Linked DNA regions of Mus musculus: region 2 is linked to region 1. The links are chromatin loops, found by intact Hi-C in ENCODE. Cell type or tissue: heart. All regions are shown on one strand. Each heading gives the region's core, and the rest is flanking DNA. Links, peaks and the distances in the headings are about the cores only.

Evidence for each region. Peaks named below come from ENCODE experiments on the same cell type or tissue, not always from the same donor. Only the 100,000 strongest peaks of a DNase experiment are listed, where the experiment ranks them.
Region 2: a loop joins it to region 1, with 2.2 times the contacts of the local background. A loop is called at or near these places in 4 of 42 quality-filtered maps.

Annotation. Positions count from the first base shown.
Region 1 is chrX:11,489,651-11,495,022 of GRCm38, forward strand. All of the region lies in intron 5 of Gm39496 (a long non-coding RNA gene), which reads right to left. Among named protein-coding and RNA genes, the nearest start is that of Gm39496, 33 kb to the right of the region's middle. In heart, for the core only: no CTCF peak of the experiment used is centred there; no DNase peak of the experiment used is centred there; H3K4me3 peaks cover 1,646 bases; H3K27ac peaks cover 2,994 bases; H3K27me3 peaks cover 232 bases.
Region 2 is chrX:11,416,729-11,422,100 of GRCm38, forward strand. Gm34077 (a long non-coding RNA gene) reads right to left here and starts at 1,912. Exons shown (of 4, transcript XR_386893.2): 1 at 1,533-1,912. In heart, for the core only: no CTCF peak of the experiment used is centred there; DNase peaks (open chromatin) are centred at 1,333, 1,663 and 2,533; H3K27ac peaks cover 943 bases; H3K27me3 peaks cover 2,563 bases.

The DNA.
Region 1 (5,372 bases), core at 97-5,096:
CCACCTCTTTGACTCCAAGCAGCAGATTCTTAACAACCATAGTATCTGCATCACCTCTGAAGTCCCCTTGCCATCTCCTAGCTGCTGGTGGCAGTTGCTAAAGATGCCCAGCTGAGCTCCTTCTTGGCATTGCAAAGAAGAGTTGCTTTCACCCGGTGACATCCACACCCACTGGCAGCAAACTTCTAATGCAGAGCCCTGCTGGAGTCCAAGGCCCTGTCTGGAGCAATCTGTCCATCCAGTCTCATGCGCTCACCTCACAGTAGTGAATCCTATGCTCCCCCTCTGGTTAATTTCCAACCAGTGTTCCTGGGATTCTGGCCACCCCCGCCCCAGCTTTGGACAAAGCAAGAGGCATTGCCACCAGTCCTCAGCCACAGACCACAGGTCATTGGCATGTGTAGTAGACAACTGTGTCACATTCGATGTTATATTCAGTCAAGAAAAGGTCTTCTCTGTTACACTGACTGCAGCTGCAACTCAAGGTGGGGTCCCCAGAATGCCCCCACCCTGCTGTTTGTGCTGCGAGTGCATGTGCACGTGTGTATTTGTGTGGCTGGAGTGAATAAATGTTTAAATCAGTGTGTCAGTTATAATTAGAGCAGCTCTCCCTTCTTCATTGCAGAACGGTTCCTTCATGCTTAACGCCTGGAATGTCATTTTCCACTGTGAAATCCTTATTCTTCAAGGCCTAGTGCCAAAGTCGGCTTCTGATGCACTTCCCCCACTCACTTGCATCCCCATTCCCCATCAGAGAAGCTAGCTGCCTTTCCCTCAGCTGACCAGGCCACTTAGAGGCAGCTTTGTGAATGGTACTCACTACCCTTAGCATCTGCCCCCCATTTCCTCTATGTCCTTGGAGGCAAGGACAGTGCCCTGTTCTTCCCCTTCTGTATTGGTCACAGGGTGTGATTAATCCCAGATGAATGAATGAAAAATGAGGCTGGAAGAAAAGCAGTGAATTGGAGCCAGCAAAGGCATCCTAACAGCATGGGGTAGGGGACTTGCTTGCCTGAATTTTCCTGAAGCCCTAAGACTCACAGCATGCAGAAAGGAAACAAATGCCCCCCTCACCTCCCTTCCCATCATTCCCACATGAAGGCTCTGCACTGCTAGTGGTACAGGCTATCTGGCTTTACTAGGACTCCAGAAAGCACTGGAGAACAACCACCCCCACCACACCCCACCATGAAGAAGGAGCACCTCCAAACCTTCAACCCTGCCCCCTCACTCTTCCTAGTCTGGTTGCCTCAAGGCCAGTGACAGTGTGTTTGGGATGTGGCCACCTTAGATTGACGTGTTATTGGAAATGATCAGGTTAGGACACACTGATATGTCTCTGGGGCTGGTGACATAGAGAAAGCCACCAATTTTCACTTGAAATAGATCCAAGCCTAAGGTGCACCTTACGGAGAGTGCTTCCCCCTTCCGACTGTAGTCCACTTGCAGCCTCCTCACATTCTTGTGAGGGTCTCAAAAGATGACACAAAGTCAGGGGGAGCAAGGGAGGGCCAGATTGTTCCAAATTCTTCCTTCAAAGTATGTATGCCTCCTGACCTCGAAGGGGCTTTGAGACAGCGAAACAGTGTTTGGAAACCTTATTTTTTTGAAATGCCCTCCCTAGTTCTCCCTCACCCAGAAAATGGGAGAACCACACATTCCTATTCTAAACTTCAGCGAGCCACTGTGAAAGGGACACCCCCACCCCTTAGCACGACGTGCAGCAAGCTACATTCCTCCCTACCCCTCTTTACCATACAAAGCTCTGCTCCACACACACCCTCAGGAGGGGTGGGGCACCGGGCTCTGGGCCTGCATTCCCCAGGGGAGAAATAATTGGCCTGTCTATAGAGCATCAGGATTCAAATAAAGCTTTAAAAACCCACGCAGCCCTGCACATTCTATAACTGTGGATTCACAGATGATGGTCCAACACACACACACACACACACACACACACACACACACACACACACTGTGTAGCTCTGAAGAAGGTTCTCTCTCTCTCTCTCTCTCTCTCTCTCTCTCTCTCTCTCTCTCTCTCTCTCTCTCTCTCTCTCTCTCTTTGTTCCACAGATCCACCTGAATCAAATAAGCCCAATCTCATTTGAACTGGAGGCAATCAGAGTGGAAAAGACCCTGTTCCTGTTGGTGCAGATCCAAACTGTCACCATTTGGCATCCCAACACTCTCCGATGTCCCCATCAGCTGTTCAGGGTCAGCCGGGGGGGGGGGGGGGGACTCTCCCAGCCAACACATTGGAGATTTCATTAATGAGCAAAGCCTCCCGGATGAGCGACCTCACGTGGGACACCCCACCCCAGCTCTCTCACCTCCCCCCTCCCCACTGCTACACAAACAGACTCCCAGCGACTAGATTGGATTCAGATCTTGTAGATGAAGAAATTCAGATACGACAGCCGCGCCTCGCCAGACCCCAAGCGAGGGCCGAGCCCCGCACGGCAGCTGGGCTGCCTCGGTAATAACCACTCGTAATATCTGACAGAACCCACGCTGGTCATATCCGATCCTGCCACATGAAAAGAAGCATTACACCGGCCTCTCGGGGGCCGGGGCTAGGGGAGAGCTGCGGCACAAATCAGAAACGTTTGCCACGAAGCCGCTATTCAAGGGCTGGAAAATCAACAGGGGCTGCTTTCCTAACATCCTGGGAGATGCTATTATCCTCCCGGCAGCGCAGCTCACAGAACGCAGCGAGGCCGGCTTAACCCGAATTCGCTGAGAGGTTGGCATTTCTGAGCTCAGAGGCCTTGGATGGGTGGGAACAAAAGCCCACACTGGTTGAGGGAGAGAGCCACAGGACTCCACAGCAGTAACATTCAAAATATTTAACAACTGGGACAGCCTGGACTGCGGCCATTCAATAGGAGCCGAGACTTGGGATTTTCCAGTTGTGTCAGGCAGACCAGTTGGAGGACATAGGTACCTGGGGGCAAAGATGGAGGAGCATTTCAACATTGCAGATACTGGTAGGATTAGTGATCCAAATCCCAGTCCCAAAGCCCTTCCTGAGCTAGACTCCATACCCCTGCTGGCTCACAATACCTCACTCTTTGGTGTATAGGACAGCCACAAGTTGGCTATCTGTCCCAATCCAAAAGCTTCTGACAGAGGCCCATGTCTTGGCGGAGACTGGCTTAGATGGCCCGGTCTTCTAAGACCCATGGCTCACAAAACTGAGACTCCTGGTGTTGAGTGCCCCTCCACTCTCGCGCTGTCCACCCATCTTTACCTTTATTGCTATAGCATCATGGCAGCAAAAAAGAAAAGGCTACTTCACCCCCCACCATTCCAGCCTCATGCTAACAGTCCTGTCTTCCATCTAGCTTAGCCTCATGAAGTCATAAGGAGCCATCACCACCAGGAGACATGAGATCTCAAGGCCTTGCTCTTTTGGTACAAAGCTACTTAACCCATCTCAACAAGGTTTGGTGACCACGCATTGGTCACTTTTGTTTTAAACCATCACATTTGGAGATTGTAAATTGCTATGCGCAAAGACATAAATCACATTACCTGGAATTGTGTGGACTGAAATAGAAATACAGTGGACTTCACACTTGTGTCATATTTTCCTACTGAATAATCAGACTGGCAAGACTCCTCTCTGCCTCAGTTTACTCATCAAGGACATGGGATGGATGTGCAACCTGCCTATATCTCAGGGTTTGGGGGGAAGACCAAAGGCCATAGATGATAGTGTCCTCCCTAGTCTGTAAAAGCAACACTCCAAATGAGCCTATAAGTAGCCCCATCCCCTTTCATGGTTAAAATACCCTCACTGTCTAGTCTGCCTCCAAAACAGCCTTCTGTGCTCTCGAGGCAGGGGCGGGGGCGGGGGCGGGGGGGGCACAGAGGGAGGCATACCCTTGCCCAGCATTGCCAGAGTGCAACGTTCTGAAGCCCAAACCATTATCCCTAGTACTTGTTTGGGCAAGGACCCACCACTGCAAGACAACCTCGTCACCTCAGCATTTCTATAAAAAGATTGCTCAGGCTTTAGAGCCTGGCTGACAGACAAGGCTGGGAGTGTGTGTGTGTGTGTGTGTGTGTGTGTATGTGTGTGCGTGTGTGTGTGTACATGCACATGTGCAGAAATGCTCTCCTAATAGCTGACCTCAGCTTAGAATCCATATTTACCCTAAAGTCTCCGGTTCTGCTGGCAGAAAAGGAATGAGGAATGGATTCAAGTTAGAGAGAGAGAGAAAGAGAGAGAGAGAGAGAGAGAGAGAGAGAGAGAGAGCACTATGCTCTGAAGAATAGGGCTGGGCAGAGATGTCTGCGGAGCTGATCTGTAGCTTTGAGCGGCCAACACAATGGACCTCTGGGTGGGCTCAGAGAGCCCCCCTCCCTAGCCCCCGACCTCCTGCCCGTGACACAGATAAGGACCTAGAGGACTGCTCCAAGCTGCTTCGTGTGCCCCCGGCCAGCCGGCAGCGAGGCCAGCCTGGTGTGAGTGGCAGCAAAGATAAACGGCGGTCGCACGGGCATTGAATGCCCCAACACAAAAGGCCGCCTCTCCCCGAGTCCCTCTGAGGCCCAGATGGTCAGGGAAGCCCTTTCCCGCCTCACAAAGAGGATCGCTGCGTGTCTTTTTCTTTTAAAATGGAATAAAAAAAAAAAAAGCCATTGCTCACAAAGGACCTGGATGAAAAATAAACCCTTAAAAAAAAAAAAAAAACAGCCTCTCCTCGCTCAGCAGCCCGGCATTTCTTCCGACTGTCAGACTTAGCAGATTGCTTTCTGGAAAGGATCCAATTGGCAAGACCTGCCGCTGTGCAAATGAAATTTTAAAACCCCGCTCCTTGTTGCACTCAAAGAGCTTTTCTCTCTCTGCTTGTTCTACACGGCCTCGTAGAATTATTCTCTTGTCTCTCGTTGTATCGGAAACTAATATTCCCCCGCTTTCCCACCCCACATGAGGGGTCCTCACCCCAGCTGGGGATTTGGGTAATCAGGGACGGCTGGAGCACCACTCCAGACCCCACGTTCATTCCCCACCTGGGCTCCATCTCACAGAATCACCTACTAATTAGGAGAAAGCCTCGCTCCTGAAGAGAATAAACACTCCTGAGATGCCTGCCTCCCCTCCTGGTTCTCCTGCCCCCCCTGCTTCAATAATGAGATAAGTGTTTGGGGGATGCGGGAGACAGGATAACGGGGACGTTCTTCACACACAAGGTTTGACACCCGTCAAGCCTGTGACACCAGCTCTGTTTGGCTGCCATACCCCTGGTGAAAAGTCAGCAGGAAAAAAATAGCCACAGGACTTGTCTGCGTTTGACAAGCTGCCTTAGCGTGTGATGAACTTGTAGAGGCAAGGCAAACCAGATGCATCAGAATTGTCCTGG
Region 2 (5,372 bases), core at 258-5,257, 73 kb before region 1:
CAACCCAGGAGCCAGAGGCAAGACTCAGGATTGTTCCAGCCTGGACCTAAAGAGCCTTTTCAGTGCTGAAGGGAGTGTAGGGCTAAAGATAATTTCTTTTTCCTCATCATGTTAAAGGCTGAAGTATCACAGAATCTAGCAGCCTCCCATGTACCTAAAGAACGCAGCCTCCCACATACCTAAAGAACACAGCCTCTCACATACCTAAAGAAAGGAAAGCAGGGTCTTCCAGTAGTGTTGTTCATAACAGCCTAAAATGCCCAGCAGCTAATAAATGGATGAGCAAAACTGGTCTGTCTATGGAATGGAGTACTAGTCAGCTATGAAAAGGAATAGAATTTGCATCCATGCTACCATTCAGATGACCTTTCACAATGAGATGCTAAGGTCCAGCCGAGAAGTGTTTGCCTTGCAAGCCTGACAACCCAGAACCCACGCAAAGGTGAAAGGAAAGGACTCACTTTACAAAACTGTCCTCCGACTTGCACATGTGCATCCTGCCATGTGCACCCTGCTCCCCAAGGACAGAGTCATCAATAAAGCAAAACACAATAGGAAGTGAAAGTCATTAACCATTCTGCTTATGCGCAATGCAATTCTATGGAAAGTTGTTTCATTTTGCCCAGGATGGGTGGGTGGCAGAGAGGAAGGACCACTCGTTAGTATGGAGTTTCCCTTAAAGAGTGATTATTACAAACTTCAATAATACATAGTGGTGGCACTTGCAGTGCCCATGAGATAAACTTAAGGCCACCAAACTGTACTTTGTAAGGGTCAATTTTACATGCAACCTAACCGCAGTTGTTTTGATTGGTTTGGTTTTGAGACAGTCTCAAAATATGCCAGGCTGCTCTCAAACTCCCTGCATTGTAAAAGATGACTTTGACCATCTGATCTTCCTCTGTCCTCCTAGGATTAGCAGCTACAGTGCATGACCACCCTACTGGGGATGGAACCTCTAGCTTTGTTCATACTAGGTTAGTGCTCTACCAACTGAGCCACATTCTCTGGCCCCTTAACAAGTCTGACAATGCAACTGGTAATAATAGTGTACCACTCAGTACCAAGGGTACTAGCACCAAGAAGTCACCACCACTGAGAGTGATTAACCCATCCTAGTTTACCACGGGGCTGTGAACTTCAGTTCTGAAGTTTTAACACTGGCAACCCCAAGAGATTTCAAATTCACTTTCCCTGCCCAGGAACCTGGCTGTAGGAACTAAATCAGGCTTTCGAGTGGCTCTGATGTGCTGCGTGGTGAGCCTGTCTCAGGATCACATGGAATAATAATCACACTAATGACAGCCAGAGAGCAGAGAGCACTTCCCGTGGTCCTGGCACTCTTACTGTCCAGGGCTTCCAGCATGCACTTGAGCCTCCAGGGAACTATTAAGTATACAGGATGTGGGGGAGGGACTGAGATACCACATTCCTAATGAACCCTGGGAGTGACAATGACAACAGTCACTGCCCACACTTTGAACATCACCCCCTTCCCATGCCCTTCACATATGAGAACGCTCCTAACTTACCTCTATAATCCTTTGAGGTGAAAATCATTTGTAACCTCAATCTCCAGACAAAGCAGGAGGTAGGTGGAGGGCCTGCGACTGGCCCAAGGTCTTCTAATTAGAACCCAAGGCAGTCGAGCCACCGAGGCCGTAGCTATAACAAGTATCCTTTCAGCTGAGGAGAGCGGAGCGTGCGCACGAAGCATTTGGACCCAAGCCTGCCACTGAGTAACTTTTCTCAAAATAGTAGCCCTTGTTGTCATGATTTCCATTAGAAGGCCCTGCGTCTTGAGAAAATGGTTCATTTCAGAACCCTCACTAGACCAGTGGCCTTTAATGTCCTTCCAGGTGACCTAATCTTCAGGCAAGCAGTAATCGTCCTTGGGAGGTTACAGCCAGCATTTTCCTCTTCTAGTCTTTGCTTTGTATGACGTTGTTCCGGATTCCCCAGGAACACTTCCCACTCCCGACTCTGCTTTCCCAAAGGGTTTGCTCTCTGTAATTCGGACTCTTCTAGACCCACAAAGCCAGAGCACTGTCTGTCTCCTATTCTCCCATAACTTTAGTACCTGCAGGCCAAGAAGGACAACCTACTCCAGTTTATACCAACCATAGAGAATCCAGAGCTGTCATAAGTGCCTCTGTGCCTCTTAAGCCTCAGTTTCCCACTCTGTATAGTGGGCATACCAGTACCTTATCTAGACACCTTGTATTTGCAATCAGACCATTGAAGAACAGTCGGTCTGTAGCACAGCCAGGATGGGTAATCAGAAACATCCTGTTCCCAGCCAGCAGATCTGGAGTTTCCCAGCATAGGTAGCTCCATAAGAACAGGAATCCTGTTAGCGGTGACTGTGACCAGGCTGTGGGAGGACAAACAGCTCCCTGAGAAAGGGGAAAAGGCAGAATGACAGGCTCAGTCCTAGGGTTGATCTCGGCCAAGAAAATATTTGGGTTTAGAGAATGGAGGAAGTTTCCCAGGCCAGGACAATAACAGCCCCCAGCTGTCACCCTATCTTGTGAGCCCCTGTTCAGTGTCTCTGGGACTGGGAGTGGCTGAAGGGGGGGATAAATTGTGGGAGGGAGGAAACTAGGAAGAGACAGACAGATGGAAGACTTTCCATAGGAAGGGGCTGCTTTGAATAGGACAGAGCTGGAGAGGACTTTGAGGAAGCAGCCTTCTCCTTCTCAGCAGGAGCAGAGCCCCTAGAGTCCTTTGGCTCTCCCTCCCCCACCCTGCGGCCCTCTGCAGGTCTCCTTGAATCCATATGTGGGTTTTGGCTCTGCTCGCAGGCAGGGGATTTGAGGAGCGGTTGTGTGATTTGTACAGCTGTCATTAGGGTAATTGCACGATATTTTCCCAAATTTCTCCTGCAGCTTCAGGCTTGCTTTCCAAACTTCCTGCCTGCCCGTTAACATGGGCTCTGGCGAGAGGAGCTGGCTCGGAGCCTTCCCAGCAGCTGCTAACAGCACCCAAGGGCAGTCTTCTCAAATATTCCCATGGGACCAGGCACCAGGGGTTGAGAGGAGCGACCCAAAGACTGAAGGGTAGCAGCTCCTTAAAAGTCACATTAGTGGTCACTGCTGATCATCCTTGATTCCACTTCCTTTCCCAGAATGGAAAGAGACCCAAATTAGCCCGTTCCATAGAGAAAGCAACGAAACCTTCTTAAGACACCAGAGTTTGGAAAGTTCCTTTGTTGTATGTACTGCAAGAAGGATGATGGACTGAAACCAGGCATCTCATTTCCCAGCACCCTCCCAAACCAGCACTGCTCACACTTGGCACGGCTCTCAAGCTGGCTAATGACCATGCCCAGAGAGATGCTGTAAAAATCAGGGAGCTGTGAGGGTCTGATGGGGGTGGGGAGGTCAGGGTGGGGTTGGCAGTATTTCCTACAAACTCAAAGTCATTTAGACCCAATGGTAAAGGACTGCTTCTACCTATTCTCAGGCGAAGCTGTCCATCCTCTTTACACTGCTCTGGCAAGTATTTAATCTTCTGGACTGACTCCTCTGGCCTGTTAAAATATGCACTCATGAGCAGGAGACATAGTTCAGAGGGTAAAGAGCATGGCCTGCAAGGCTGATGGCCTGAGTTTCATTTCAGGAAGAGATTACAAAGTGGGAAGAAGAGAACAGACTCCATAAGCTGCCCTCTAACCGTCATGCACATGCTGTGGTACATCCATGCCCACATTCATACATCACACACACACACACACACACGAGCATGCATGCACATGTGTGCACATTCACACACATACAAACATACACTAATAATGGTAAGTCATTTTAAAATTAACAAATAAATATAATGGCTACCCACACAGACCTGCACACAAGAATATAAGCAAGCATGTATAAACATGTACATACCAAAAAGCAAGAAAATACCTTCTCTTTGCTGCTTGTGTAGGGTGGGGGAAACTGGGGAAGAGAAAAGGAAAAGTCTGAAATTATGAACCTATGAATGAATAGAAAAAAAAGATGCTAGGAAGCCCAATATAGCGCAGGAACAATTTTTCCTAGTGGGTTCTCTAGGTTAGAACAGCCAAGGAGATGACAGACTGACGGGCTGGCACTCAGCCTCGGGGGCCATGTTCCTTCTGACCCGCTGGCTGGGGAGGGGGATGCACCCTGGAGAGCCTCGTCACTTAGCATCGCGTCTGCTCCGACATGATGCCTCCGAGTAATGTAATTTATATTTCATGCACAATTGAAGCAGCTAATGGTGTAATTCTCCAAGGGGGAAACAAGTTGTTATAGTGTTAATTACATTGCAGGCGTGTTGCCTCTCCTTTGCCCCCCCTTCCAGTGTTCCAAGGGAAGTTACCAGGTAGCAACTGAGTGGGTGTCCAAGAAGGTTGCTTTGTCAGGCTCCAGGATGTCAGGGCTGAGCAGAGGCAAGAGAGCCATGGATCTTTCCACTCCCTTCATCCCTCTGGTAGTGATGCACTCGGCTTATATTGCCCAGTGGCCTGGACTTCCTGGCCCCTGAGTAGTCATATAATCTTGCTGAGTTGCAGAACCTCATCTGTATTCCCTGGGATACTGCTTGGGAGGGCACAGTACAGATGATTGTGTGAGAAAGGAAGCAGAGAATGGTCAGAACAAACCAAACACAGACTAGATAGCAGCAGCAGCGGATGCAGCCATGGGTGGCCGCTGATGGCAGAGTGAGAATCCTGGCTGTGCCTCACACAAGGTAAGCAGCCCTCGATTGAATTGCCTCCTGATGAATCACTTTTCCAAAACTGCGGAATATTTTAATTATTGTATGTGTATGTGTGTGTGCACATATCGCATGTATGTGTGTGTGTGTGCAAGTGTGGGGAGAGCTGTTACAGAGGACAATCTCAGGTGTCATCGTCTGGAGCAAAATCTACCTCCTTTGAAACGGGGTTTTTTGCAGTTCACCAGGTACTCAACATTGGCTGGGCAGTGAGCCTCGGGGATTGTCCTGTCCCCACCTCCCCATGGCTGGGCTTAGAAAGGTAGGTCACCACGCCTGGCAAGTTTATATGAGTTCTAGGGATGGAGTTCAGGTTGTCAAGCTTTTAAGGCAAACACTTTTCCAGCTGAGCCATCCCATAGTCTCAAAATGGGGCTGATATATTAGCAGACTTGGGTGAGTATTCATTGTATCAGTAAGTACACACTGTGGAGAACACTGGTGCATAGCTGGGTAAGTGAGAGGGAATGGAGTTAATTTGTCATAAGTTCTGGCATTTTCTGTGACGTGATAGAGAAGTCTATATTATTCTACATTTGTGGAAGCCAAATTGGCTAAAAGAGAATAAATGTTGTGTTTTCTAAAAGGAAAAAAAAATAGGAGAAAAGCAGATTTCTCAAGAATTA